7 separate regions of the Homo sapiens genome follow, and regions 1, 2, 3, 4, 5 and 6 are each linked to region 7. Evidence: chromatin loops called from intact Hi-C (ENCODE). Cell type or tissue: endothelial cell of umbilical vein. All regions are shown on one strand. Each heading gives the region's core, and the rest is flanking DNA. Links, peaks and the distances in the headings are about the cores only.

Region 1 (4,307 bases), core at 96-4,095, 700 kb before region 7:
CTTCTTTTCTGATTGGTATGTGCCTGTGCCTTAACTAATTGATAAATATTTTGAGTTTAACCCTTGGAGGCAGAGGCATTGTTGACCACATTTAACAAATGAGGCACAGAGACTGAAAGTCCAAGGTCATAATGTTTGTAATTATTTTAGCGGAGATGTGAAACTACTGGGCATGTATGTCATCAAGCCAAGAGCAGCCCTTAACTTCTCCCTCTGAGCATTCAATTATTTCTCCTTTAGCCAATGGCAGAGAAGAAACTTTTTAATAGAGGGCCAAGAACTCTGTATATGTAGACGGTGGTCTCTGTCAAGTTCACCTCCTAGGCGAGTCTCTTCTTAGTGGGCCAGTGGTTGTTTCTAGTTAGAGCTCCCCACAACATATCATAGGCATTGTTTAGTTCTGTGGAGTCATCTTGTATCCCATCTGGTGTACCCTCTTATGTTAGCCTTTAAGTTACTGAATCTAAAAAGCATGATTAAAACTGGCTACCTTGTAGTTGCCCTCCAATAGGTATCAAATACATTTTAAACACAGAACTTTCTCACAAATTTATTTTATGTAACAAATATCTACAAAGCTGACTTTTGTTGTCTATCCTTTTTGAAGTCTAGAATTACTAAGTTTTAAATGTGTAGATAATCATGAAAGTGGTGCGTCAGTAAAATGCTGAATAGCATAGTTAAATGGGATCTGGAATTGCTCTGATGGGGAATGTTCAGAGACAGAGATGACAGCTACTTAAAGGGACTCATTTAGGTAATTTAAATTGCTTGCATATTGTGTATAAAACATTCTATCTTCTTTAATAATGAGCAACAAGTTGAAAGCCTAATGGAGTAGGCAAGACTGAAGTCCCATTTATGATGAATCCTTTGATAAATCAGCCCTAAAATTTACATTTTATCTTTCGTATTCTTAAAAGTAGATAAGCAGAAAATTTTTTGGAATTAGTTTTAACAAAACCTTTTGATTAAAATTTTCTTTGTTGAAACTTATCTCAAAGATTTTTTAATAGTTAAAATCAAATAACAGAACATTAGATTTGGAGTCATTTTTCTCTGCAAGAGCTCATAGAAATATCCTTTTAAAAATATTTCAGCTAAAAAATCAGCTATAATGGCAATAACAGTATCATAAACACATTTTTAATTAACATTGCATTAATTAAGAGCACATAGATTAGAATCTAAGAAAATGTATGCCCATGAGTTTATTTGCAGGTGTATTAGTGCAAGTTTATCAATATTTTAGTAGTTTTAATTATTTCACAGAGATTTAGAATCTACTCATTAGAGTCTGATGAGCACAGGGACTATCTGGAGAAAGTGTGAGTTATATCCTGAAAATATCTCTAACATCAGTTCCAGTTGTGGCCTATAAATAGTATCAATCTCTCTATCTCCCTCTCCTTCCACATCTGATAATTCTGAGGACCAATATATTCTAAGTAAATGATTTTATATTATATTTTCTTTCTCCTCTTGAAACTTTATTGGTTTAATCCAAGGTCTCATATTTTTTTTCTGACACTCAGCATTCCATTTCCCATTTTTTGCCTTTTTAACAAGGGTACCAAATTCCCCTAGCTACAGTCATTTTTTTTCCAGTGGGTATTTAGCCAGTCCTGACCAAAGTCCCCCTGCTCCCCACTCCCACACCCCAGCACAGCAATTTGTTCAGGGATGGGACTGTCACTCAAATTGGTGCAATCAGACTGAACCTTGGGTTGTGTAATATGGTTACAGAGAAGAGGCACTCTCATCCTGCACAGAGTAGAACTTGGGAGGATGTGGCCCTGCAGCAGATGGTAGCTGTCTGTTCACTTGAAAGAGCTATGGAAAATTGACACTTTCCTTTTGGATTAGAATTTGAAGAATATAGCTAGAGGTCTCTGGCAGCTTTCTTGCCACCAGGTGGAGCCTGAGATAAAACCATCATGAAGGAAAGCAGAGATGTCAGATAGAATGAGTCCTGGGAACCCAATGTGAACTCAGTAACTGTTTCATGAAGTTACCCTCATGAGACAATTTTACTTGAGATTTCTGTAGCTTGTGACCAATGGATGCTAACTGATCCATCTTTAGTCAAAAGTGCAGATTCCGTATCACGAAGTTCAAGTTGCTTCACAATGAGCATTTGATTACTCTCTTCGGTGTCAGCTGTCACTCTGTTCCATAGCCATACAGTTTACTGCCAGACAAGCTGAATGTCTCACCATTTGCCCATCCTTTCATGATATTTTGCCTTTGTGTACATGGTAAATTCCCACTCATTTTTTGATCAGCTCAAATATACATTTTCCAATAATATTTTCTCTAACTCTCCAAGGATGAATTATCTATTCTCTGATTCTCTAAGGATTTTGCTCATATTTTGGTTACTGTATATAGTAAGAAAAAAAATTGTTTAATACTCACTCTCACAACTTTTCTGATACCAAATATGAGTAGGGGTTCCCACACCAACCAGTTCTTAGCTGACACCAGTAATTTAACTCACTTCTTACACTAACTACCTGGAGTTAGCACAGACCCCACAGATTAAGGGCTCAGTCCCATAAAACTACCCTCATTTCTCTCACCAGTCACAAGTCCAGAGCCTCCCGTACTGACAAGCTATTAAACAGGAGTTCTCACAATCCTCTCTTTGGGTTTGATAATTTGCTAGAGTGGTTCACAGAACTCAGGAAAACAGTGACTTAATGAAACTGCCATAAAAAACCTTAAACAATAGGGTTTAGAGAGTTCCCAAGCTGTTGCCACATAGAGGTACTGTGAGGGTGGCATGCCCAGAGAGGGCATGGAAGCCCCATGCACTCTCCCTACCACATCTTACCCTATGCATCTCTCTCATTTGCCTGTGTCCTTTATAACAAAATAGCATATGCATTGTTTTTATGCATCTCTCTCATTTGCCTGTGTCCTTTATAACAAAATAGCATATGCATTGTTTTGTACTGTATTTATGAACTGGAAACTGTGTGTTATTAAAGACACTAGAGGTTACAGCAATGCTATCAGAGTAGCAAGAAGAAAAGTCACTGCGTCTCTTAATAATCTGTTGACAGATTTAGACCTGAGAACATTTTGTGAATTAGGTTAAATGTGCTAACATTTTGAAGAAACTGAAGGATTAACTTTTAAGCTCATTAGATCTGCAAATGGCTAAGAAATAATGCCTAGCTACTAAAAATAGATCAATTTCTTTTTCCTGAAGGCTTCAAATGGCATGTTTATTAAGTGTGCACTTAGAAATTTTTTCATTTATGTTTATCTGGTTTTTGCCTTCTTTAAAACATTTCTGAAATTGCCTGAACACAACACAGAAATGTTGCAAACGCACACTCTCACACCTCTAATTTCCTACCTTTGAAATAAATATTAAAATGGTGTTCATGTTTGATTTAGGTACATCTGGCTGGGGCTCAGAGTATGGCCATTCTCTCCAAATTGTTTTAATTTTTTCATAACTAAGAATTTGGAGAAGTTAACAGACATAAGTTTAGGTAATTAAGTTGTACTGCTAATTAGGAATAGTGGTAGACTATGTGAATGATGACTTACAAAGGTCATAAGTGAAAATTAAGGGGCATGTGAAATAAACTTAAACTGAAAGTATAAGTTTAACAGGGAAATGGATACCCTACATAGGATACCATATATACCACACGTTTCTATTTATACTTGCAGTTCTACCCATTTAAATAATTTTAAATCAATGCATTCTTTAAAAAAATTAAGATAATTGAAAACAGTGTTTATCTAACAAGGTTGCTGGCACAGTACTTTCTAAAGCAAGAATTACCGATTTGTATTATGTATTTAAGTAGTAGGGAAACCTCTAAACTGCAAATTAAGACAGTTTTAACTCAGAATTCTCTTCTTCCAAATTGCATTATTTAGAATAAATTTTAACTATATTCTCTACGTGTTATGTGAAACAATACTCCACTGGACTAATTCTTTCTTTGGGGGTGGGGGAGTAGCAAAGGAAGTTTTGGCTTGCTATCAGCCACATGGGTACAAGTACATAAATAATTTAAAGTCAGGTGGTCGGCTATGGTGGCTGATGCCAGTAATCTCAGTGCTTTGGGAGGCTGAGGCGGAAGGATTGCTAGAGGCCAGAAGTTTGAGGTATGCCTAGGCAACAAAACTAGACCCTCTGTCTTTACAAAAAAGAAAAAAAAAAATAGCTGGTGGCTATGGTATGTGTGTGTAGTCCCAGCTACCCGCGAGCTAGAGGCTGCAGTGAGCTATTAATATGATTGTGCTACTGTGCTCCAACTTGGGTGGCAGAGCAAGACACT
Region 2 (4,307 bases), core at 237-4,236, 990 kb before region 7:
TAAGCTTTTAGAGAAGCTACTACAATTCTTGCTTCTTCACTTTTCCATCATTTACTTTTATTTTGGCTTTTTGCCTGTTCTTTTGAAATCTGATTTTCACATACTTTCACCAGTTTTCTACTGAAATACAAAAGTAATGAGGAAACTATAGAAATTCAACACAAGCTTTCTGAATACAGAAGTAAAAGTGATTTAGAATGCCATCTGTAAAAGTAAGGCTTGTGTATTTTTTTGAAAAACATCTAAAGGCTAAATTCAGAACCAGTCTGTGCTCAGACTAAGTTTTCATTTTATTATTGTATACCAGTAATCACTTGGTACCACAGATGACTGCAATAAGAAAAGCTCATTGCTGAGCAGATTCATCTGCCACTGTATATGTTCATCTAAAGACTTTTGTTGTTTTTTTATGAGCTTAGTGTCCCGATTGGAAGGAAAAAAAGAAACTTTTTCAGATGTTAGATATGATTTTGGAGTAATTTTAAATCACCTTATTGACATTATTTTTGTTTTGCTCTGTCTTTCAACTGTCTACAGATTTATAACAATATTACAAATGGCATTATATGCTTATAAGATTTTAACATCACCTTTAAAATGAGAAGTGTTATGAATGATTTCATCATATTTTTCTTAATTCAAATGAGACCAAGTCCTCATGATTTAGTTAAAAAATAATGATAAGCATGTCGAATGGTTGGATTGTCTATATTTGTGAATTCAGGAATGTATAATGTGTGAGAGAGAAAAAGGTTAAATTTCCTTCTTGGGAAGGAAATCCTATTTCATATCTTATATTTCTTTATTTAACATATTAACATGTTTTATTTAACAAACAAGCTAATTAACTCTGATAAAAGACTTGGTGCTATTTTCTCAATCAAACCAACTCAGTTTTTTTCATGTTTTCCATCTTCATAACAGAATGAAATTGAAATACTGAAAGCTGAAAATGACCGGTTGAAGGCAGAAACTGGTAACACAGCTAAGCCTACTCGGCCACCGTCAGAATCCTCAAGCAGCACCTCCTCTTCATCTTCCAGGCAGTCATTAGGACTTTCTCTAAACAATTTGAACATCACAGAGGCTGTTAGCTCAGGTGATTTAGTGCACATGCTTGCCTGAATCACAGCATACCCATGAGTTAACGGGTGGGAAGCCTGGAATTTGGAGAACTTTACGTACTCTTAAAAATGTTACACTCTAATTCTCAGAAATAGTCCTAGTTTGATCTTATAAATCTAGTCTACTTAGTTATAATTTTAAAAGCACATTCTCTGTCCAAAAGTCAGTCTTAGAGATATGGTCTTCATAATATTTTTAAGAAATCACTTTTCCCTAGGAAGTACTTTCTCCATGATTCTGATGATGAAGAAATACTCTCAGTGATGATAATTAGTACTTATGGATATAATAATAACCCCAATGACTTTTATTAAGTGTGCAAAACCCATTTATAAGTGTAGCAGGCTTTATTTTCTAAATCTGACTTGATGAACCTGTGTGATGCTGCTCTGAGAAAACAATAATGCTACTGTCACCCAGTCTGCAGCTCTATTAAATTTCCAACAAAGATAAAGAACACAGTACTAGTGATGGAACAAGGGTACAGTTTTGATTTGATTGCAAATAGAATCATATGACATAATGTCATCTTAATATCTCATGAACCATTCAAGCATAAAGTGTAGCTGTTTCTGTGGAACAGTTCATTCAAGAGAATCATTTCAAGGATAGAGAATTTAGTCTATATAATATTTACATGAGGATCTATGGTAATTGTGAAGCACGGCCACCAGATGACGCTTGGAAACCAATAATATGTATGTTCCTAGCCAACGTTAGATTCCATTATAGAATGGAGATAGTACACTGCTTGCCTTAAATCATATTAAAATACAGAAGGAGAAGGAGAAGGGAAATGACATGGCATGCTGATATTGATTACATTTCCAATGAATCACATCTCTTCTAAAAAGACAGAATGTTAAAAATTCTGCTATTATGGCTGCTCTTCATAATATAAAATAATGGCCTTCATCTTATATGTAAAAGACAAGTGGGCACTCCCTGTAATTTAAGAAAACAACTTTTGTAAACTTCTGGTGGGGATTAGAGAAAGAAAATAAATTCTGAGAATAAGCATCAAGTACAACTAATGTCAGAAGCCAAGTAAAAAGCAAGAGATTTCAGAATTAAATGAACTTATAGATCATTAGGTAAAATAAGACTGTGGAAGTGGATGGTAATTTGAGTTTGTAAATTACACATAAAGTATTATCCACACTCAACAAAATATTCTGCAAAAGAAAGAACGCAAATGTTTAAATGTATAGAATCTGGCAGTTCTGAACAACATCCTCTATGTTGGCTTGTTGCTGATGGACCTGACAGAGAAGTGAAGTAAGATCTACATCTCATAATGACCAGTGCATTTCTGGATCCTCAGGCTTGTCTCCTAGGAAAAGACAAAGGCCAGTACCTTATAGGTCAGACTAATGGTAGGGTTTCACTGCCTTTTATAAAATTCTGTTTTATTTTATGAAAATATGATAAGGTTTGAAGGAGGCAAGTTTAATACTGAAGGTGGTTTAGAAAAAACAGACACATATAAAAAAAACTTAGTATCTAGGAAAAATAGAACTCATAAAGATAAATATAAAATCAAAGAGTTTAAATTTACAATTTCTATGTTTATTGGTCTTAACACATTGATGGCCATGATTAAGAATTTAAGGCAATTTTTTAGGAGGAGCCAAGTTTTACGTTTTTTTAATACCTTTTTTTACCCATTCCCTAAGTTATTTTTAATATATCTTATTTCCTTAATTATTTTTCAATAGTGATACTTATGTCTGAACTAAAAAAATTAAATCACACAACCAGAATATTGTTTTCATTACTTTCACTCTTGTGGAGTGGGTTCAACACTTGGAAATCAAAACTGCCTTTATGCTGGGGCTTTTTAACAGACAGACTTTCTAAGTTTCATGATTAATCTTAAGATAAAGAAAGTAGGCAGGAGAGAGGATAATTGGCAAATATCTAGTTCCTGAAATATTAATTGCATGTTCCTTGCATCCAGTAAAGACAGACATTTCAGAAGTCTTCAGTTTTTGGCCAGAATTTTACTCAATTATAGCCAGAATGGCAGACCTCTTTAATTTTTCCTTCAAAATATAGACAGAGGACCATGACTTATTTTCTAGTAAAAAACAAAACAAAACAAAAACAAACAAACAAAAATACAGAAGGCTCTCACATTAATCTTGCTGTTTTTCCTGGAGTTGTTTCATCAGGTGACCATCCTGTCAATATTCTCTGAACTGGGGAGATTCGGAGTCATGATGTGAGCCACCCACAGTCAACAGAAGGAGTTAGAATAAACACAAATAATGGCTGGAAGAGCAAAACTTAGTAAACACTGAGGATGAAGTGCTTTAAAAGTATTATCTTTTATGTTCTCAATAACTCTACCAGGAAGGTGCTGTTAAAGCCCCATTTTATAGCTGAGGAAGCCAAGACTTAGGAAAGTGACTGTAACAATTTGTTCAAGATCATGAAACTAGTAAGCAGCAGAACTAATAATCAAACCCTGGCTTGGATGAATCCAGGACCTGGACTTTTCACTATTGTGTTAATTTTGCTTTAAATAGCCACATAATAAAAGCAAAGAATAGTTATTCACTCATCTTTGGTAAATATTTATCCTACTGTTGTCAGGAGAAATTTCATATTGTAAGTGTAGTTTTTAGAAGTAAATATGGCATGAAATGAATAACATATTCCAAGGCAAATTTAAGCAGCTTATGTGGATCAACAATCAGGCCAACCTCCTTTGCTATGGACTACTTGGCCATGTGTGATTTGGTCCATACTTATTTCCATCCACATCATTTCATACTACTCCTCACCCTCCCCTTGTCTCTACATTCCTGCTACCCTAAACATCTCTGTGTTCCTTTAACATACCCAGCTTACACATCTCAGGGTTTTGCACTGTTTTTGTTGACTGAATCTTTTTCCCTTGTTCTTCACTTATCTAGCATTCCTCAGCCTTCTGGTCTTATCTCCAAATACCACTTCTTCAAGGAAGCCTTCCAGGATGACCTATCTATCTAGAGCAGGCTCCCTTCAGTTACTTTCTGTTTCATTGTTTGGTTTATATTAGCAGAGTGCTTAAACTATTCTGAAATACATACTCCAAAAAAACAAGGAATTCACTTTCTTTCTCATCTTGGTATTCATTCCCAATATGCAGCAAAATTTCTGATACCATTTATACCTAATAAATATTGGTCAAATAT
Region 3 (4,307 bases), core at 235-4,234, 940 kb before region 7:
AAATGTGCTCTCAAGAGATAATACATTAGAATATATAGTTTTCCTAGGCACTGGAGAGCTGCAATTAAAACATTGGTTCCAGACTAAGACTGAAATAAGTTCAAATGCAGGCTTTTCCACTTATTAGTTCCATTGCTCTAGATAAGTTAACATGTCTATGGTGGATTTAAATTATGCACACAAATTCTCTAATATTCTTGCCTTCAAGAGATGGAGCCTAATTCCTCTCCTCTTGAGAGTAGGTTGGACGTAGTGACTTGTTTCTAGTAAAGAAAGTGACAGGATGTGAATTTAGAGACAATATCTTAAAAAGCACGTTGACTTCCTTTCTTGGATGGCACACTCTGGAGGAAGCTTGGATTACATGCTCTAGGGGAAGCTAGCTGCCATGTTGTGAGGTCACACTGAACAGCCTCATAGAGAAATCCACCTGGCAAGGAAATGAGGTCTCCTGCAACAGCCAGCAATGAACTGAGGCCTTCTGCCAGCAATCCTGTGAGTGAGCCATTTTAGAGTTAATCCTTCAGCCACAGTCAAGCCTTCAGATTGCTGTTAGCCCACACAAACATCTTGGCTGCAGCTTCATGAGAGACCCTGAGTCAGACTCACCCAGCTAAGCTGCTACCAAATTCATGACCTATGGAAACTGTGTGAGCTAATAAATGCTTGTTGTTCTAAGTTACTAACTTGTGTTAATTTCTATTATACCATGTTATTTTAGTACTATTTTGGAAAGCCAGGATTTAATGAGGGTTTAATAAAAAATACAGCAGTGCTGACTATTCCAGTAGCCACTGACCCTATGTAGCTATTTAAATTTAGTCAAAATTAAATAAAATTAAATATTCAATTTGTCAGTTGCATTAGCTGCATTTGAAGGAACTCTGTAGCCATATGTGGTTAGCACTGTATTGGATAGTGCAGATATAGAACATTTTCATTAGTTCAGAAAGTTTTTCTTTTCTTTCTTTATTTTTATTTATCTACTTTTAGAGACAGGGATAGCTCTGTCATCCAGGCTGGAGTGGCACAACATAGCTCACTACAACCTTGAACTCCTGGGCTCAAGCAATCCTCCCTCCTAAGCCCTCCAAGTAATTGACACACGTGCCACCATATCTGGCTAATTAAAAAAATATATTTTTTTTAGAGACAGGATTTTACTATGTTGCTCAGGCTGGTCTAGACCTCCTGGCCTCATGTAATTCTTCCGCCTCAACCTTCTTAATACCTATAATTACAGGCATAAGCCACTGTACCCGGCTGATTGCAGGAAGTTCCGTTAGACAACATTGCTCTGTAGCAATGTAGTTTAAATTGGAGCCTGCAAATGCAAATACTAAACATGAATAATTTTTGAATGTTGTAAATTTTTGAATTTAAGTATTTAAGATTTTTTTAAAAAATAAACATACTCTGGATCATTTGGACAACCATCTTAAAACCAAGTTTTGCTAATTGATTTCTGTGCTCGATTTTAGACCTTGAATTTTTATGTTTATGATGGAGTTCCAGGCAGACTGTGCTACTCTTAAGTGTTGAGGGCTATTGTTAAAAGGACAGAGTCAAAATCATGCATAAACAATAGGTGATTAAAATGTGTGTGATGAATTCAGTCCACGGTGTCAAGCATGCTCTCTGAGTGAAAACTCAGTAGTGGAAAAATTCACTCATCACATGACTCATTAAGCATTCAACAATTCACTTTAAGCAAGACAATATTCTCTTTATGTTAAATTTATACTCTTCATTTGACTAGTCTCAATTTTATAATTTTACTGGTATTTGTAATTGCCTTTGATCTTATAGATGCATAGTGGTTATAAATACAAATACACTTTTAAGGTTATACATGCCTCAGTATATAATAATTCTATACATAATTCTCTCATGCCACCTTATTTGAATTGGGAAACTTTACAAAGAAGAAACCTGGGGAGAATACCCCAAATTTGCCATCTGCAGTGAAATTAACCATTACAGATAAGGATCAGGCCTACAAAGGAAGTCGAGTTTCACCTTCAGTTAACAGACTTGTATTTTAACCTGGGTCTTCAAAGAAAAGAACGCCTAAATCTGAAAGATCTTGTTGGAGGAAATTTCTTTCACATTGACACACGGATGAAACAGGTATTTCAAAATGGAGGAACTTCTTGCACTTCACAGCATACCCAGTAGGTGGCCTCACCTACACTTTTGCCAATGCATGTGAATGTAAGTGCTTCTTTGATGATGCATTTCATTATCTCTGTGAGACACCTAACTATTGAGAAGAACAGGCTTCTAAACAGAGAAAGGCTTTTGATGAATGCAGTAGAATTATATTAAGTAATCGGCATATCTTTTGTTATGTTGATTGTGTCCTGATTTTTATTTGAATCCGGTGAAAAGTAAAAAGGTCTGAATTTCTCCCTCAGCTATGCACGTGTTAATTCTTTCCAACAGCACACAGAGCTAAGTCAACCCTTTCTGAGTAAAACAGCTTGGCTTTGAGACCTGCTGTTTTCTCCAGCTTCCTCTTTTCCTGTGTCATGGAGTGGCCTTGAGAAATGCCTCTCCCTGTTATTGATGGGAACAACCCAACAGCTTTTAGTAACTGCCAATCTCACTTACTCTTTTCCTTCTTTTCTCCCTCAGGTCCATTTCCTTCCACTCTGTCTTGTCACCTCCCCCTATTCTGCATTCTTTATCCTTGCTTCATTTCTTTTTTGCTTTAATTACACTAAGCTGTAAATATTTTTTAGTTCTCTGAGACTCTCTTCACGTTTTTCATCCTGAAAGTGTTGCAATTAGCTTTTTTACTGACTGCTACTGACTTCCCATTGATGGCATTTACTTAAATGGTAATGTTATCTTTGTGACATATGCATTCAAAGAAGAAACAGGGCTTGCCTTCATATGTCTGAATAAAGGAAGTGCCTATTTTCTCACTAGATTATTTTCTGAATATCAGAATAAATTAGATCTCATTGAAACATAATGTATTTCTCAAAGGAACAATTTTATGACTGGGGAAGTCACATAATCTGACAATGAACATTTAGTTAGGTATAACAAATTGCGTCACATCCCTGGTCAAGTGCTTACCTACCTTGTAAGAGTTAGAACAAATACACCTGATTATTTGGGGACACCCAAGAAGAAATGAAATTTTACTGTACTTTATATACTATCTCATTCTAGTTCTTTTAAAATATTATTTTGTATGTATGTTGCAACACTCACAATTGCAATAGAAACACTCAGAGTGTTTCTAGATTAATCACTTAGCACAGTGACTTCTACCTTGATTGTAATTTAAAATAGTAAAGTTAGGTGACAGTGCTCTAAATGGCCACAATTGCATCATACTTGTTTCTGTACAAAGCTCTTTCCTATTTCTTAAAATGTTAAAAAATAAAACTCTGTCCATTTGTATAGAATTGGGTCATTAAGTAATGAACGACCTATTGAAATCTCATATGTTAGCTAAAATAAACATCAATTTAAAATTATCAGACTGGTCTCGAACTCCTGACCTCAGGAGACCAGGCTGACCAACATGGTGAAACCCTGTCTCTACTAAATACAAAAAATTAGCTGTGCATGGTGGCACATGCCTATAATCCCAGCTACTTGGGAGGCTGAGGCAACAGAATCCCTTGAACCTGGGAGGTGGAGTTTGCAGTGAGCTGAGATTGCACCATTCACTCCAGCCTGGGCACCAAGAGTTAAACTCTGTCTTAAAAAATAAATAAATAAAATTATAAAATTATCAGATTATATTTTCCTTGATATTTAAAATATGGAAGGTTTATTTTAAAAGGGTTTATCTTTTTGTTGTTGATTTCTTTTTAAAGAAGTATGCAGGGAAGTTTATATAGATAATTTCCTCATAACCAATATTCAAAATCCTTTCATGGATCCTTTAGTGACATTCACATCTGTTCTCAAGCTATTCAAAATAATTCCTGAAAGACTGGATAGATTATTATTTTAATAGTTAATGTAAGTATTTCAATGCCTTTTAGCAATGAACACTCTTACCTTTTGCAGTTAAATTGATATTCAATTTATTAGAGTTACAAATTCAATAATCACATTTGCCTTAGGTTTTCAAGCTATGTTTTATAAATCTTATGTCATTCAAAAATCTAAATACATTTTATTTGAAAAAGAACAGTCACTTATACTCTTTTACTTACTCTTTATGAAACAGGAAAATAGGGTGAAGAGGCAGGGAAAATAGGGTGAGGAGGCAGGAAAATAGGGTGAAGAGGCAGGGAAAATAGGGTGAGGAGGCAGGAAAATAGGGTGAGGAGCTAAGG
Region 4 (4,307 bases), core at 96-4,095, 1.0 Mb before region 7:
TAACTTTTTAATTAATAAATTTGAATGGATAAATGGCCACTTATTGGCTTATAGAATAAATAAAAACATTTTTATTCAGTCAAGTGTTTCATATTTTTTATCATCTCCAGGACATTGGGCTTGCTCAAAACCATTGTTAAAAAAAAAATGGCAAATAATCCAGTTCCATCATGATATCATTAATCCCACACCTAAGCTACTGAAAAAAATATATTAATATTCTGGCTCATTGCTTTATTTTTATGGTAACACCCACCTGGTATTAATAACCACAGAGTACGAAAGAAGGCAAAGGTTAAAGCAAATAATAGTTTTGAAAAATTGGTAGTGAAAAAAGTCATGCTATACGGTATGTATATAATAGATATTTAATGATTATGCTTGCTACTAGTATATGTAACAGGACTATTATAGATTAACAAAAATGCGGTGAGTATATTTCTTGATTATTTTTTAAAAGAATAAATTATTATTTAAAAATACATGAATTATTTATTGATTCTTGAATCTTTACCAGCTTTCTATAATTCTAGGAAGCCTAGAAGCAGAATTGGGCAGGATAAACTGGCAAAAAATGTAAAAAGTAGGCCGGGCACGGTGGGCTACAGTGAGTTGTGAATGCGCAGTGCACCTGAGTGATAGATCAAGATCCTGTCTCAAAAAAAAAAAAAAAAAAAAAAAAAAAAAAAAAAAGAAAGAAAGAAAGAAAAACAACAACAAAAACAAAAGCAAAGTACTAGGGAAAACTAATAGACATAGTTACATAGTTAATTGTGCCATATGTTTTAAGGCAATGAAACTTTTATCTTAATATTCCTTGCTTACTTTTTATTCAAAAACCAAACTGTGTATAAAACCTTAAAATTATTAGGATCTAAAAAATAAAATCTTTCCTTAAAAATCTAAAATTGAGATGTAAATTATTCAAGAGTGCTTTTTAAAACAGTTTTCTTATAAAGGCTATTAGGATTCTACCACTTAGCCACTTTATTATTTAGCCACTATATTACTAAGTTTACATATTTTTAAAGGTAGTGAAAATATAGGGAAGACAAAGCTCAGGTTAAAAGAGTTTCTGGCAAATAAAATATATCCTGATGGTTAGACTACTTTGCTTTATGTTTTCTGAAAGAAAAGCAGTAAAAAACAGTTCAGGTAGTTTTGTGTCAATTAATCTAGAACTATACCAAAAGTAGACATAGAAAACGAGAGATTGTTTTTCAGCTTTGGATCTGCTTATGGCAATAAGCAGACTTGTACTATTCAACAACATTATGCATTCTTCAGCTTTTCCCAGAATAAGGGAGCTTCCCAAATGCAATGGTGCACATAACTCATTTTCTGGCATTTTGCAGCCCAGCATGAAGAAGAAAAACAGAGCTAGGAGTTTTCTGGAAGTCAAGTCAAAAACACCCTGCAAATTCCTATGGCAGTCCTCCTTTCCATAAGCTGCATAGCCAAAAATGTTTGCCAGACACTTTTATCACTGGGTGTTTCAGTGTTTTCATTGTTTAAGCGTTTTGCTGACTTGTGATAATTAAAATTATTAATAATCATTAAAGAAAGAAAAAGTAGAAGTAAATAATGTTAATTATCTGTGGTTATCAGTAGAGGTCTGTATGTTACCCCAGCTTTATTTGACATTGTTTGTGATCAGTAAATCACAGAATAAAATTCTGACATCTAAACCTTGGCTAGAGGTCTCTATAATTTTATGGAGTCTGTTTCCTACAATCTGTATGAAAGATACTTCAATATTTTAAGTTTACATGCACCCATCTTTTTTAGAGTATAATTTTATAACTATTTGGTTTATGTTGCTTATGATTTACATCTTAGAGTCTTTTAATTCTGTCTTTTGCTTAAAGGAATATTATGGATCAAATGACCTATATTTTAAGAATACCTTATGGTTTATATATTAAGAAACATTTATATAAAATTCTAAAGTAACTTGCTTGTACTATTTCAATTGAATAACTTAATGTATTTCATTCTATTCTTCTCATAGTAGATAATAAAAAGTACATCATGATTATTGTATTCATTTATACTTGTGGAATTAATTGAAAATAGTTTTTATAGTTAAAGTCTTTCTTTTTATTGTTTTACAGGCTGAAGAAAAGGCTCATTCAGAGGTAAAAAAAAAATATGCAATATTTTAATATTTTCTATTTTAGTTTGCATTCATGATGAAATTAGTCTTGTGACCACTAGAGGGCTCTGTGATACAATAGCAGAACTCCACAGGACTGCTGAAGTAAGGCAGCTAATTGATAAATGGTCTTTGATATTGCCTCTTAAAAATAAAATGAAAGGAAGTTTGTATAGCAAGCTGTCCTTTCACATTCTAGATTGAGTCTTAGCTCAACACCTAATAAGTTTTCTATAATAGTAAGCACTCATTAAGTCATTGATAAATGAAGGTCTATGGTCTTCCTATTTTATTACAGTCTTTTTCCCACTCCCTGTAAGACCATCTACACAGGATAATGGTTGAAACTTGGGCACCAAGCCTCCACAACACAGGATACTAGCATCTCAGACTATCTGTTTTGTGTCATTATCTTGTTGCCTCTAACTGCCATTTTATGTGTGGTGTGTCACCTATTGTTCTAATCACATATTTCACAAATACATATTTGGTTGCACTCGTGAGCAAATCAAACTGCATTCAGGAAAGAATACTATTTTAATTTCCCTTGGTAAAACATTTGTCCTGGTCAAAGAGAGCAGGAGGACTTTAATTATGACTTTATTCAAGGTGAGGTAATGGCTGTTTGATTGGTTTACACTGAGGCAATCAGACAACAGAGAAAAAAAATGCCTTAACAACAGCTTTTGCAAAAGTATTCCTTTCCTTTGAAGTCTTATTTTATTAGCCTTTAAAAATAAAATTTGTGCTATGTTTAAAAATATTTGAAAATTATTGATTAAACCAATTTGTCTTTATAATCTCTGAACCAAAGAGTGGATATGATTTTTAAAAATCAAAGTGGTTTTATTTACATCACATGGACATGACAAAGCTTCTAACACTGATCATAGTATAGCTACTGAAGCATCGAAATGCTACATCTATTTGCCTTAGTAGTAGTTATTCAACTCCCCTTTTATCATTGATGCTGTATCATGAGTTATGGTTTAAAAAAACAATTTCAATCACTTTACAGTTTCCTGGATTATATTTTAAAGATACTGGAATCATGTAATAGAGACTATTTAATTTGAGAAATGCTCTTTGAGTTTGGATTCATTTATGAATAAAATAGACGCTGTATTTTCTGAAATCATTCATAGTCATTATCTTATAAATGTAAAGCAAATGTTATTTTAGACTGGGGTGTATCTGTTCCGGAAAAAAAAAAAAAACAGGAACGAAGTAGAATCACATTTGGTGAAATTATATAAGTGTCTACTGTTTCCAGCTTAGAGTTCTCTACTTTGTTAGAGTGTTTGAGTTGACCACCATTTATTTTCAACAAAATCTAATGCCCGGGGCAAAAACTAGACAGTTAATAAACTATGTCAAGAATTCTCTTTCAAACTGAGACAGCATTCCAAAAGTTCAACTACAACTATAGATAAGATTTGTTTTTGAAGAAATGAGAAGCATCAAAAGTAGAATGTTTAACATCCAAGTAACTGAAATCCCTTGAGACTAGATATATACTTATAGAACCTAGTGTCAGATTGTTATAAATGTTCTATCCTTATTAGTCACAACATGAGACTTGCAGAACAAACTGCAGAAAGTGCTTGAATTAAAACTTTAAACATGATATAATATATCCTTACCCTTTTCTGTTTCAGTTTTATTGGAGTGTGAACTTAACTAAAAAGAAAGATACCTTAGAATATACATTATATTGGTTTATCTAATTAGTTGCACCTATCATTGGTTTTTTCCCCTGATTTTTAAGATGTGGATAAGCTATAAAGCATCTCTGAGCTAATAATAACTCACTAAATAAAGGTCTTGATAATACAGATTTGGGAAGGCTTCTCTGCAGTCATTGAAACTCCAGCCAATAACAATTTAAATGTGAACTGATTAAATGTTGAATTAAGCCCAAGTTTTAGTGATTGCAGGATATTCCATAGCCTTTGAGAAGTTTTCAAACTATGAGAAATTAAAATGTACAGAGGAAAAAAAAACCTAAGATTTTCTGAAAAAGAACATGGAGTATCTTTTACTAAAAAAGAACAAGAAAAATATGTGTGTATATACAGTTTTTATAAAGAAAATATTTTTCTACAGTTTTATTACCACAGTTTTTCTAGAAGGAGAAGAATCAATACAGAGG
Region 5 (4,307 bases), core at 201-4,200, 170 kb after region 7:
ATTTAAAAGGTGACTCTGTCAATTGTATTCTAAGAGTAAATTTCAGGAAACCAATTAAGAGGGTATTGGAGTAATCTATATGAGAGATTATTTGATCACATGGTGAAGACTATAAGGATGGAAACAAGTGAACTTATTGAGAGATTTTATGATAAATAAAATCAGAACTCAAAAGAAGTCAATGATCAACGATCAGTGATAATGCCCAGTTTTCTGGCTTAAGCAACCCCTTGGATGCTAATATCATTTGTTGAAATCGAGTGAACCAGATTTAGAAGAAAGATCATAAATTCAGTTTTTGGCATTCGAGTCTAAAACGAGTGTGAGATATTCAATGACTAGTGGACAGTTAGATATAAAAGTCTGGGGCTTAGAGAAAATATCTAAACTAGAGATACAAACTGGAGAATCACTTCCATATTATAACTAAAACCATATACTGGGATAAGATTAGTTTATGAAGAAAAGAAGTTAGTTATAACTACACCCTGCAAAGGGAGACCAAGAGTGAGTGGCCAGGGAGGCAGAGAAACTAAAATCAGGAAATCATTGTATTATAGAATCCAAGGAAAGAAAGGGAGTCAATAAATTCTGCTGAAAGTTCATGGAAATGAGACCTGCAAAATATTAATGGTTCGGTAATATGGATGTCATTTGAAATCTTAGTAGCAACTATTTTAATAAAATGATGGAGAGAGAAATCAATGGAACATGAAAAAATGGGGACAGTGATTGTAACCAATTTCTTCAAGAAATTTGGCTGTGCAAAGGAGCAGAGAGACATGGCACATGTAGAAAAGAGGATAGTTGAAATAGGAATTTTGTTATGATAATAGCGAACACTCACACAGTACATTTTGTGAGCCAGGAACTCTTCTAACTCCTTTTTTACATACTAACTGATGTAATTCTACTGACTCCATCACTATTCTTCCATTTTAGAGATTAGAAAAGTGAGGCACAGAAGAGAAAGTACATTGCCTGAGGCTTAGTAGGTAATAAGAAGCAGACTTGGGAATTGAACCTAAGTAGCCTGACTATAGAGTCCATGTTGTTACAAAGTCACTGAGGAATCTTCTAAGCATATTTTAATGTTGAAAGAAAGATCTCAAATGTTATTTTGTCTTTTGTCAGTAATAAAATATTTGGCACATACTCCCAATATTTCTGTCTTTCTATAAATCATATATATATTGTGCTATACCAATATATGATGTGTTTTATAAAACATATAAATGAAACACAATTTTGAAAATATGGGATAAAAGTAAATATAAATAGAAGGTCTAATATTGTCTTCTCATACTCCAATGGATTATCTTATGAAATCTGCAATGAAGATAACTAAAGAAGAGAGGGAAAGGATAGAGAAAAAGAACTGAGTGCATTTACTGGTTTCGACTACATGTGCAAATTTCCACAAACTCCGTGGCTTAAAACACCCATTTATTAGTTCAGTCCAGTAAAACAGAGAGAAAAACTAGACAGGTAGCTCTAATAAAGTAAAATCATGGAAATATATGATTTCCCAGCCAGAAGAACCTTCAGGACTGTGTTATCCAGACCTGTTTTATAAAGACAAGGAAGGTGGATCCCGATGGTTAAGCAGTTGACCACATTTCACCTCCTTCAAATCCTTCTTATACAGACATTCCCTGAACTTCCTGTTTCAAATTGCTATCCTTATTCCCCACCTACTTTACATGTTTCCACAGCACATACCTCACCAAACATGCCTTTTATTTTACTGTTATTTTGTTGACTTTGCGTGTCTTACTGACCACTGTGCCCAAGTGCCTAGAACAGTGCCTGGCACAGAGGAGGTACCCAATAAATATCAGTTATACCAAAAAATAGTGAATGAATACACATGGTGGTCCAGTGCTCTTTCCACCACTCTATACTGTACTTTACTGTCACTTTTTGTTTGTTTTTGTTATTGAGACAGGGTCTCGCTCTGTCTCCCAGGCTAAACTACAGTGGCACGATCTCTGCCCACTGCAACCTCCACCTCTTGGGCCCAAGTAATCCTCCCACCTCAGCCTCCTGAGTAGCTGGGGCTATAGGCACGCATCACACCACACCTGGCTATTTTTTTGTATTTTTTTGTAGAGACAGGATTTCACCAAGTTGCCCAGGCTGGTCTCAAACTCCTGGGCTCAAGCAGTCTGCCCGCCTCTGCCTTCCAAAGTGCTGGTATTACAGCCATGAGCCACCACACCCGGCCTACTGTCACTTTTAAGAAGCATTTTGATTTTCTATTTTCATCCTTATTTTGATCACATCAGAATATCTGCTTTTCTGTGAATTATTATTTCTAATGGGACCACAAGTGTATCAGTTAATCAAAATATAAATTATGGACATCATGAGGAAATTTTGAATTTCTAAATCATAAAGTGGAAATCCATTTTCAATTAAATTACATGAATTTTACACTTACAGAAGAGTAACTTGGTTTAAGCTGTTCAAGGGGTATAGTACTGTGTACATGCATTCCTGTGCCTAGAACACTCATGCCCTCTTGTGGACAGGGTTCATCCTGACTTCCTGCCGAACCTTCCTTATCTCAGCTCAGGTAACCGCTCCTCCAGGACACCTATATGTCCCCTGCCCTCCTCCTCCTCCCACAGACACCAGCTCTGGTTAAAAGGGGAAAACTAGAAGGCTTGTCTTAAAGCTACATTTGCATGGCCAGCACATTGGTTTTACAAAGAACATGCATTTGGGGTGGCTTGCAGAAATTTATAACGATTATTGAGGGAATAAATCTCTAAAGTCCCCCTCTCCTTAGTTACTAGACCCTGGAAGGTTTCAATCTTCACCTCCTATAGCATTTGTGCCACTTCTGTAGTACAGTCAATGCATTATATTTTTACTCATCTAGGTATCCATAGAGCCTAGACTAGAACCTAGAAGAGTCTGTGGTGGAACTCAGTAATTATTTTTTAATAAGAAATGAACGAATATAAACCAATGAGTTACAGAGTATGCCTAAAGAATAAGCATCCAAAGATACACTCTCTTTCACCTGAACAATTTACTATACATTTGTAGACTAGGCCAGATTCAGTCTTTCTAGCCTGAACACATTACACAGCAACATTTCACACTGTGACCATCTGGTCCATTAGATGTAAATACCGATTTGGCAGATACTTCAGGAGTATGAGAGTAATGCAGGAATAAAATGAAGTTGAAAAATGCTACCACCCAAAAGATATATTTAAAGCCACATATTATCTTATTAAAATTAAAAACCTAACATTGTCCTTCATATAAGTGAAGACTGTTTTAGTATTTTTACTAATGGGGACTATGCAAATGGTCTGAATTTTCATTTGAGAGATAATTGGGTCTCCATTTGTATGTCACCTCTAAACAAGACTCCCAACCTCAGAGAAAAACCATCTACTCATCAAAGAATCTGTTGCCAATTTAACACATAGAAAAATCTTCTTACAATTAACATAAATAGAATGTCCTTTTAAAATGTCACAGCATTAATTCAGGTACTTTTGAAAAACTCACTCAAGAGTACAGTGTTTCCATCAAATGTATGAACTTAGCCCCATTTGCAAAGGTCACTAAAATGAACCCATCTTTTTCCACATAAAACGATGTATGGGGCTACAGAGCCATTAAATAAATATTCATTTTAAATCAAGCTTTTTATTTATCCATTGGAGATGACCTCTGTTCTAATTATCTATAATGCTTTTCAAAAAGGAAAGGTATTTTTGTCGTTGTCTAGTAAATCATTAATTTGTGTCTATTCAATGGCTGCATTTTTTTAAAAATAATGAAATTATCAAGCTGCTCAGAACAAAGCTGCCTTCTGATTGTCAGCTGTATATTCTAAAAGAGCAGGTAAATTTCTCTGAATCTCACAGCTGGAACTTTTCTAACACTAACTGGCAGTTTCCACCTAGTGATCAAGGCAATTGACTAAAATAAATTACACATAAAGCTGAAATTCCTAATAGTAATAAGGCCCCTTCATGAGATAATCACACCAGCAAAAGCACTCATGTGTTGGCTGCAACCCTACAGGGTCTTGAAATTATCTTATAAAAGCTATACCTCCAGAAATGGTTTTGTTTCTAGTTTCATGACAGGGCTAATATGACAGTGTCCATAGCACTAGGTACAAAGGAGGAGCTCCAAACAAAATTCGTTACTTGACTGGATTAAAATGGAGACACTGTTGTTAAAGCACTAACATCAGTGCTATTTACAAAGCAGATGACTGGTGAGGACCTCATTTCAATACAGTCAACTGACAATTATTTCGAAGCTTTTATTAT
Region 6 (4,307 bases), core at 125-4,124, 610 kb before region 7:
ATGGGGAATATATTGTTTGGAATCTAGGTTGTTATTCTGAAGGTTTATTTCTTCTGGTAAAAACACAAGAACATTTTCACAGAATACGCAAGGTTTTTTGCTTGTTTCTGTTTGAGACTGCACAGTAAGTTGGCTAGCACAAGGAAGCTCCTACATCCTTGCAAACTTCAGTCAAATTGCCATGTAAAGTCATTGCCAAGTTTTCAAAATTGAGTCTGGACTGCTATTCCAATTCACCACCATTCCGCCTCCATAGCAGATGGTGTTCACTTATGCAGGGGACGCAGATGAAACGGCATGGTGGAGGTGTCATTCCACTGCTAAGGTTTTGAATTTTCTTGCTCTGAAGAACTCGATGCCAAAGAGTAACAACTTATTGATCTTCACTCTCTGTCATCAGCTAGTGTCCATCTTTTTTCCCCATTTCCTCCATCTCACCCACTCCCCAGCATCACTTCTGGGTCATAACTCTTCCCCTTCTGAATTATTTTTTGCAAGCACATTGATGTTTTGCTCATAATTCCTGAATATGCATTTTCAGTCCTGAACCTCAGTGCCTATCTAGCTTTCATATGTAGGCAACCTTATGGTATAACTGGAAGAATCTCCTAAATACTGAGACTTTTTGAAACCTGACAAAAAGTTGAAGAATAAGAGTTTGGCTCTTGGACTCAGATCAGACTCAGATTTGATCTTGACTCTGCCACTTGCTATCAGCATAGCACTGGGGCATATATTTGACCTATGCTATTTGTAAAATGGAAATAAGTATTCTTTGGAAACCTCACAGTGTTTGGAGAATTAAATGAAACTGAATTTATGTTTGGTATGGTAAGTGATACATGATTATGCTCTTCTCACTGCCAATTTCCTGATAGTCGTAAGCGTCCAACATTAGAATTACTGTCTTTGCTCCTTTACCTTCCAAATCAAATCCATCATCATGTTCTATTTATTATGATGCCCGTTTATTTTCTGCATCCATGGCTACAAGCTCAGTCCAGACCATCATCTCAAATCTATATTTTGTATTTAAATTTCTTTACATTTTTCTATCCCTTTAACATAATTAAATTTTCTTTCAATTTTGCAAACATGATTTTAATTCAATTATGTGCCATAGAGATTGCTAGGCCACATTTTCATTAGAGTTGCTTGACTCCTTTGTAAGGCACTATTATTTAAGGCTTGGGCTCTGGAACCAGACTTCTTGAGTTAAAATGCCACCTCAATAACTTATTAGCTATGTAACTTTTAATAACTTACTAATGTCTCTATCTCAGCTGCATCATCTCTAACAAGGATATAATAACAGTATCTTATCTCATAATGGTGGTTATAAGAAAAAAAGGGCATAATGGATATAAACCTGCTTAATACATAGAAAGCACTTGTGATTTTGTTAATCATTATTATCCTCAAATATTTCTTTCAGCATCAGCCTCCCATTTTGAACACGCACAATGACAACCTTTTCATTTTATATCAAAATGAAGCTTCTGCATTTTAGTTCTTTATTAACTTCCTCATAATTGATTCACAGTAAGTTCTTTGACACATGCCTACATCCACACATTAAGCCTGCACATTTACTCACTTATTTTCCTCTCCTCCATGGTCCTGAGGCCCCTAGTCATCTGTGTAATCTCTCTGCAATATGAATTCTCTGACTCAGTAAACCATTATACATATCCATGTTTCTTCATTTTCATTTGATGTATCTTTGGATTCAGTGCACTTCCCTAAATCATTCCCACTTTTTCTTCTAATTTCAAATATCCTGCTTAGAACTCCTTTTCAAGAATCTTTCCCTTTCTACATGCTTCTAAACAAATCATTCTTGTATTCCCTCTGTCTTCAGAACAATTATGTTCTATTTGTGCTATATTAAATCTGTTACACCATAAGCTGGCTTGCATCTTTGTGCTCCAGCCATACTGGTCTCCTGCTGTTCCTGAAGCATGCCAAACACCAATCCATCTCAGGGCTATTGTGCTGGGTTTTCCCTTTAACTGAAAACAATGCTTTTCTCTGGATATCTGCATGATTTATGCTCTCATTTCATTCAGGTCTCTGCTCAAATATCACCACTACAGAGAATCACCATGTCACCCTTACATGTTTCATTTTTCTTTCTAGCATTTGACATATGTAGCTAGCTCTTATGTTTATTGGCTTTTGTTTGTTTCTCCCACTAGAGGGCAGGACCATTATCTGTTTTGTTGACTGTTCAATTCCCAGCTCCTAGCACAATGCCCTTTACGTAGTAGACGCTCAATATTTATGGAATGGATGAATGAATACATTGTAACCTAGCATCACCACCAAAAATAATTCTAAATACTTAAAATGTAGGGACTATGTATTGGATTTTTGTAACATTCCTTCATATATTGCCATAGAGAGAGAAACATCTGGCTTCAGAACAAGACTGGCCCAAATCCCCAAATTCTCAATTACTATTTGAGTAAATCCAAGTAATTTTCTCTCTGAGCCTCAACCTCCCTGTATATAAAATAAGCATAGTCATACTCATTATGATGGATAATTTTATCTGTCAACTATGGTGCCCAGTTGTTTGCTCAAACACCAATATAGATGCTGCTGTGAAGGTATTTAGATGTGATTAACATTTAAATTAGTAGGATTTTGAGTAAAGCAGATTACCCTCCATAAAGCAAGTAGGCTTCATGCAATCAGTTGGCCTTCAGAGAAAAGACTGAGGTTTCCAGAAAGATAAGTAATTCTGCCTCAAGACTGCAGCGTAGAAACCCTGCTTGAGTTTCCAATCTGCAGATTTAGCGCTCAAGATTGCAGTATCAACTCTTCTCTGAATTTCCAGCCTGGTCTGTTCTATAGATTCCAGACCTCCTAGCTCACATAATTGTATAAGCCATTTCCTTAAAATCTGTGTGTGTGTGTGTGTGTGTGTGTGTGTGTGTGTGTGTGTGTGTGCATGTGTGCATTTATATACGTATATACCATATTATTTTTCTCTGAAAAACCTTGACTAATAAAGCTACTTTACTTGAAGTTAGGATTAAATGATGTAATATGTTTAAAACTCTTATTAAATAGTAGCAATTATTACATGGTGAGTAAATAATTTTGCCAGGTTATTATGTCTGCCACATGGCAAGGGCTTAACAAGTATTTGATGAATGAATGAATAAATGAATGCCAGAAAGTGGATGTCTTCTGAACACATATTATTCCAGATGATTGTAAAAGCACATATGGCCAGCGTTACTCATTTCTTAGTATTATTTGAACCAGAACGTACAGCACATTGCATTCCCTGTGAAGGTCTAAAAATGTTATATACATATGCAACATTATTCACTGAAAATAAATCAGAATTTATTTTATGATAGCAAAAGTACTGTTTGAAAATGAAAGGAAGTCGAATGCCAAATTGTTCCATGAATCTTCCAGCAGCTTTGAGATAAGCATAATTTTATATATCTGAACACCCTTCATGAGAGTATTTTGAACACTAGTTAGCTAATTGGGGCAATGTTCTTTGGGGGAAAAACATATTATATAAATGTTGAGTATTTTAGTTTAGATGGAAATGGGAGGTGGTAAGGGATTACAAAAATATTTGAGCATCTGGAAATTAAGTACACAAATTTTAATATATAAATTCAGATGGTGCTCTGGTGAGACCGTGTTATGTTCTAAAGGACTAAAAAGATTGAAACAGTCACTGCTGAATTTTAGCAGATTTTTATGTATTGTAAAGGTATTTTTGCAGTATATGAACTCAGAGGCCTATGAGATGCCCTCACATTTGGGGTCTCCTCAAAGATATCAGCTAGAAGACTAAGAGGTAGACCTATTTGGCAGGGAAGGCAGGGCAAACACCAGGAGAGTGGTAGGAGTCTTTAGTGCCAGCAAGCATATTCTCAAAGCTTCTCCCATATAGAGACATTTAGGGAGTGGATAAGAGGAGAAGGGAATGATTGAAAGGACAAAAACAGGATGCTGGAAACTAAATAGCTTATCCTCGGTTTTGCTTAGCTTCTCAGCTAGAGTCCTTCAAAAGAAAATTATATTTTTTAATTCTACTAGGATTCTTACTGTGGTAAAAATATCCTGAAATTCAGCAGCAATGCTTGTTATCTTCCAGCCTTAATTTAGAACATGGCTCAACCCTGTTGCCCCTGTCTTTCCAATGCCCTGATTTGGTATTTGGGGATAAATGCTCTAAAGAGAAGATATTTATTAATTGGGATCACACCCTGTCTAAATTAGGAAAATATATCTACTACTTTTATATCTGCTTACATCACAAACCTATTCAC
Region 7 (4,307 bases), core at 231-4,230:
TGGTTCTAAATGCTTTGAACTAGACAGTTAAACTTCTCATATTTTAAATTTTTTTCCAAACATAAAATGCATACATTGAATAACCTAACTTTAGGTATACTGAGACTTCATTTTATAATGAACAGTTACATGAAGAGTGCCTGCTCCCAAAAAAAGGAGTTATAATGCTTCAATTTTAAGTGGTAAGACATTTACTGGGACACAGAGTAAAATTATAGTGAAAAATGTGAAGATGCTATCTGAATAGTGATAAGATAATTTTATTGTCTATTTAAAGACAGGCCTTGGCAATTGGAAAATATTAGTTAAATCTTTTTTGAGCTTTTTGCTGTTATTGTTGTTTTTATTATGTTACTAGTTTTGCTTTCTTTCTTCTATCTTATAATATTTTCCCTAAAGAATGGGGTTAGTTATGTGGGGCAATCTAATATGATGGTATTTATAATGCTCTAAATTAAATTTTTGAGCTAAGAAAATCAGTCACAACACTTGAGATTTGTCAATTTTCTAGTGAATTATAGTTATCTGTAAACAGTTTTGATTATGAAACTTCTATGAAATCTCTCATTATTTTGTAACTTCTTTCCCTTATTTATTTTACAGACTAAGCCATTTTCTCTTAAGCCTATGTTAGCAGCATCTCCCCTTGGAAATACTATGATCATTTGATAATACTGGGTTTCAAACTCTAGATGCCTTTCTCACATTGGCTTCATAGTTCAATTCCATAAGTTTGTGTCAAGATACTACTACATGTAATTCAGGTTACTAGAGTTCCTGCTCTCAAAAAAAAAAAAAAAAAAAAAAAAAAAAAAAAAAAAAGGGAGTTTGGCCTGTCCAGAAATAAAATAATGTGGCAGAAAAGGTATATAAAACCTCTTGAGATTTTAGGGAACTGATTAATAGCATCTCTACCTTTTCACATCAGAGTCCTGAACCAACTAAGAGGTAGAACAAAGTATCAAGCTGCTACAGATCAGGATAGTAGCTTTTTGCATTATGGGCTTAAATGTGTATCCCCAATTTGGTTCCTTGAATTGAGCTTACAATTCAGATCAGCAATGCTCCCCTGCAAGTTCCCTGTAAGCTCACTATGCATCTGATAGAGCAGCATGCAGCCTCTTAGGAGGTAGGCAGATGGACAGTAAGAACCCTAAATGTCCTGGACTAAGCGTGCTTAATTTCTTCCCCCAAATTTGTCAGTTAGGCCAAGCATCCTCCCCACTGCCCCACCTGGGCAAGATGGATGAAGGAAAGGATCCCAAAAGATGTAAATGTTGCTCCTTTTTTCCCCTTTAGTGCATGCAGTGGAAATTCCCCATCACTCGGTTGGAATATGAAGAGTAAAAATAAGTGTTCCCATCCTAAAAGAGACAACATGAATTTCAATTCAAAGAAGAAAGATTCCAGATGGTTGGAATGATCAGGAAATAATTCAGAGAGAAGATAGTATCTGAGAAAGGCTTAAAAGAGGAATACAAATTAAACAGGCAAGATGAAAGAAAAGGGCTACCATAAGGAGCCTTGTAAAACGTCCAGAAGAAATAACTAGAAGAATTTCCAGGCTTCAAAAAGGACCCAGTTAACATTGGAGTGAATTTTTAATGAATTTAGTCAGTACGATTTGAGACTTTCTTTATTAATATTTAGGAGGCAAGGATAAGGCAGACATCATAAAGTGTTTACAGTTAGCAAGTGCCGTAATGTATATTTAACTTAATGTGGCATTCTATGAAAGTAGTGTATCATTACAATAGATGTTGTGGAGTTCAGGCTCTGTTGCTGGACAAATGAAACCAGTATCTGTGTCAGTCTAGGAGGAGTAAAGAAGGGAAAATAATGAACAGATTTATGGGGAAAAGCAGAAGACAGACGTCTATAATGAAAGAGAAGTTTTGGAAAATGGATTAATGCCCAGAGATAAAACCCACACTATAATTATGAAAATCATTAGAATTTTAACAAAAGGAATTTTGAGGGCCAAATAGCAGAGGGTCATCACTGGATGCTGAAATCACTAAGGATGCTTCTAAAAATGTTGGCACAATGTGGTGTAAGCTAGTGGAGAAAGATGGATACCCATCACAGAAGTTGTTGGTGACATTGATGAAGAATTAAATAGCATAAATACAGAAAAAATAAGTGGCTTCAGAACATGCTGTTGGTTAATAATCTGGAAGTGGTATTGGCTGATAAATAATATGGTGACGTATTCTCCTGTCCTTATAGAAAAAATAGGCTAGAAGGCATCAGGGAGAAATCGGGTTTCAATTAATAAAAAGTGTAACGAGCCTTGAAAAAGATTTGAGAATTTATTACAATGTGCAATAAAATGTAGCTAGTCAGTAACATATGATTTATGAGACACTAGCAAGGAAATGGGCCAGAGTATATATGTGGCCTGGGAAACAAGAGAGATCTAGGTAAGAAAAGGGAGTTGGGAACTATCAATAGCAAGGATTAAGAAAATGGGTTGAGAGAGAAGCTCCAGGAAACTGTTGACAGTACAGAAGGTGTCATAATTTAATCACTTCAGTCCTTTGGAATGGTATTGCCAAGTCACTTTGGGATGTTAAAAAATTATATTCCTTCAACACTTTATAATTAGGAACAGGAATTGGCATCATCCTATTGGAGCTTGCTGCTAACAACGTGGGAGTTTTTAGAGACAGATACAAGGTCTTGCCAACACATTCTAATGTAGTCACAATGCCATCCAGTGGTTACTTTGGTTACTTTACAGGTACTTTCCATTGCTCTTTAAGAATATATTTTATTTTATAGTTAATATTCATCAAAGTTTCAGAAAGCTTGTATGGAAAGTGTTTTATTATATCTTCAAAAATGGCATAGCAGGGATTTGATTTGCTATGTACTTCTAAGCTAATGGAGTTATATCCAGCTTGTTTTCTATATGTGTTATGCTCTGGGAAACATGATTTAGCCTGTCCTCTATCAAAATTAATGCAATAAGGAACCATGAAATAATGGGACTTACACTGTATTCAATTTTAGTTCTAATAGAAACACAATGGAAAATAACATCTGCGACATAGGCCTGGTTGATCAGAGGAAAGTAATGGACATTTGTTGCTGTGATTTTATTGGTGCTATGGGTTTTTTCCTTCACGGTATGCTCATCAGTATAGGGATAATGTAATAAATACTTTTGACTTCACTCGTATTTAGTCTCAGTTTGTCTGTAAGGTCATAATGAGCAAACTTAAATGGGAAACATTAATTTGGCAGCTGACAACATAAAATAAATCTAGCTGCCATTAGCAAGGACCCTTCTTAAAATTTTTATAAAAGCACAGCTTTCAAGTTTATTGCACATCTCTTTAAAAATGTATTTCAAAGTAACTTCAGAGACATCTATTTGGCACACTCAAACTTTTGGTGATGAAATTCCCTTTTGCCACTAAAATTCATTATTTGAATCTCCATGGTAAATTAGCTTTATGAGTTAGCTATTGTAATTATTTTTCTGTGAAGCAAAGGCAGGAGTAGAGACAATTTCATCATCTTATCATCATTTGTATGTGGAATCACTAAAGAGTTTACCCATGTGGAACCATGAAAGTCCCTGATTTACCCCTCTATCAGTAGGCATAAACATATCTAAACCACCCAAGAAACTGTACATTAATATTGCTTCTAAGACCTGGGGGTTGGGGGGTAGCATCCCCACAGTCAACAATGTTAAAGTGATGAAACATTTTAAATAATTTTAATGTTAAAATAATTGGAGCCATTTCTTGTTTGATTATTTTCACACTATTGGTCCTTAAACTGTTTAAATTTGGTTCAGAAAGTACAGAGCGGGCCGGGTGTGGAGGGTCACACCTGTAATCCCAGCACTTTGGAAGGCCGAGGAGGGTGGATCACCTGATGTTCAGAGTTCAAAACCAGCCTGGCCAACATGGTGAAACCTCATCTCTACTAAAAATACAAAATTAGCCAGGTATGGTGGTGCATGCCTGGAATCCCAGCTACTTGGGAGGCTGAGGCAGGAGAATCACTTGAACCTGGGAGGCTGAGGTTTCAGTGAGCCAAGATCACTCCATTCACTCCAGCCTGGGCAACAAGAGCGAAATTCTGTCTCAAAAAAAAAAAAAAATACCAAAGTGATTTGGAAAAGAAAGTGATATTGATGTAAATGATGGCAGTGTCTGCAGATTTTCAGGGGTGTAGGAGCAAGAGATCTAATGTTACCCAGACCGAGTGGCAAAACTGAAGATAATGACCACAATAGAAACACTTCACAGTTCACAAGAGTTATGGTGTTTTATCTTCACTCATGTAGC

The links. Peaks named below come from ENCODE experiments on the same cell type or tissue, not always from the same donor. Only the 100,000 strongest peaks of a DNase experiment are listed, where the experiment ranks them.
Region 1: it touches region 7 in a loop (13-fold over the local background); 12 of 110 quality-filtered maps call a loop at or near these places.
Region 2: it touches region 7 in a loop (4-fold over the local background); 10 of 110 quality-filtered maps call a loop at or near these places.
Region 3: a loop joins it to region 7, with 10 times the contacts of the local background. A loop is called at or near these places in 4 of 110 quality-filtered maps.
Region 4: a loop joins it to region 7, with 8 times the contacts of the local background. A loop is called at or near these places in 12 of 110 quality-filtered maps.
Region 5: it touches region 7 in a loop (2.3-fold over the local background); 6 of 110 quality-filtered maps call a loop at or near these places.
Region 6: it touches region 7 in a loop (15-fold over the local background); 8 of 110 quality-filtered maps call a loop at or near these places.

Annotation. Positions count from the first base shown.
Region 1 is chr12:78,468,858-78,473,164 of GRCh38, forward strand. No RefSeq gene overlaps it. Among named protein-coding and RNA genes, the nearest start is that of LINC02424, 110 kb to the left of the region's middle. In endothelial cell of umbilical vein, for the core only: a CTCF peak has its summit at 1,915 (motif pointing right); a DNase peak (open chromatin) is centred at 1,914.
Region 2 is chr12:78,179,947-78,184,253 of GRCh38, forward strand. It overlaps NAV3 (neuron navigator 3), which reads left to right. Exons shown (of 40, transcript NM_001024383.2): 30 at 925-1,099. Among named protein-coding and RNA genes, the nearest start is that of LINC02424, 180 kb to the right of the region's middle. In endothelial cell of umbilical vein, for the core only: no CTCF peak of the experiment used is centred there; a DNase peak (open chromatin) is centred at 1,805.
Region 3 is chr12:78,227,514-78,231,820 of GRCh38, forward strand. No RefSeq gene overlaps it. Among named protein-coding and RNA genes, the nearest start is that of LINC02424, 130 kb to the right of the region's middle. In endothelial cell of umbilical vein, for the core only: a CTCF peak has its summit at 2,160 (motif pointing right); a DNase peak (open chromatin) is centred at 2,178.
Region 4 is chr12:78,144,255-78,148,561 of GRCh38, forward strand. NAV3 (neuron navigator 3) reads left to right here. Exons shown (of 40, transcript NM_001024383.2): 21 at 2,115-2,138. Among named protein-coding and RNA genes, the nearest start is that of LINC02424, 210 kb to the right of the region's middle. In endothelial cell of umbilical vein, for the core only: a CTCF peak has its summit at 2,216 (motif pointing right); a DNase peak (open chromatin) is centred at 2,347.
Region 5 is chr12:79,342,530-79,346,836 of GRCh38, forward strand. The region is part of intron 8 of SYT1 (synaptotagmin 1); the gene reads left to right. Among named protein-coding and RNA genes, the nearest start is that of MIR1252, 75 kb to the right of the region's middle. In endothelial cell of umbilical vein, for the core only: a CTCF peak has its summit at 2,554 (motif pointing left); a DNase peak (open chromatin) is centred at 2,522.
Region 6 is chr12:78,560,604-78,564,910 of GRCh38, forward strand. No RefSeq gene overlaps it. Among named protein-coding and RNA genes, the nearest start is that of LINC02424, 200 kb to the left of the region's middle. In endothelial cell of umbilical vein, for the core only: no CTCF peak of the experiment used is centred there; a DNase peak (open chromatin) is centred at 2,208; H3K27me3 peaks cover 253 bases.
Region 7 is chr12:79,172,185-79,176,491 of GRCh38, forward strand. The region is part of intron 3 of SYT1 (synaptotagmin 1); the gene reads left to right. LOC124902973 (a long non-coding RNA gene) reads right to left here and starts at 784. Exons shown (of 2, transcript XR_007063386.1): 1 at 1-784. In endothelial cell of umbilical vein, for the core only: no CTCF peak of the experiment used is centred there; a DNase peak (open chromatin) is centred at 2,697.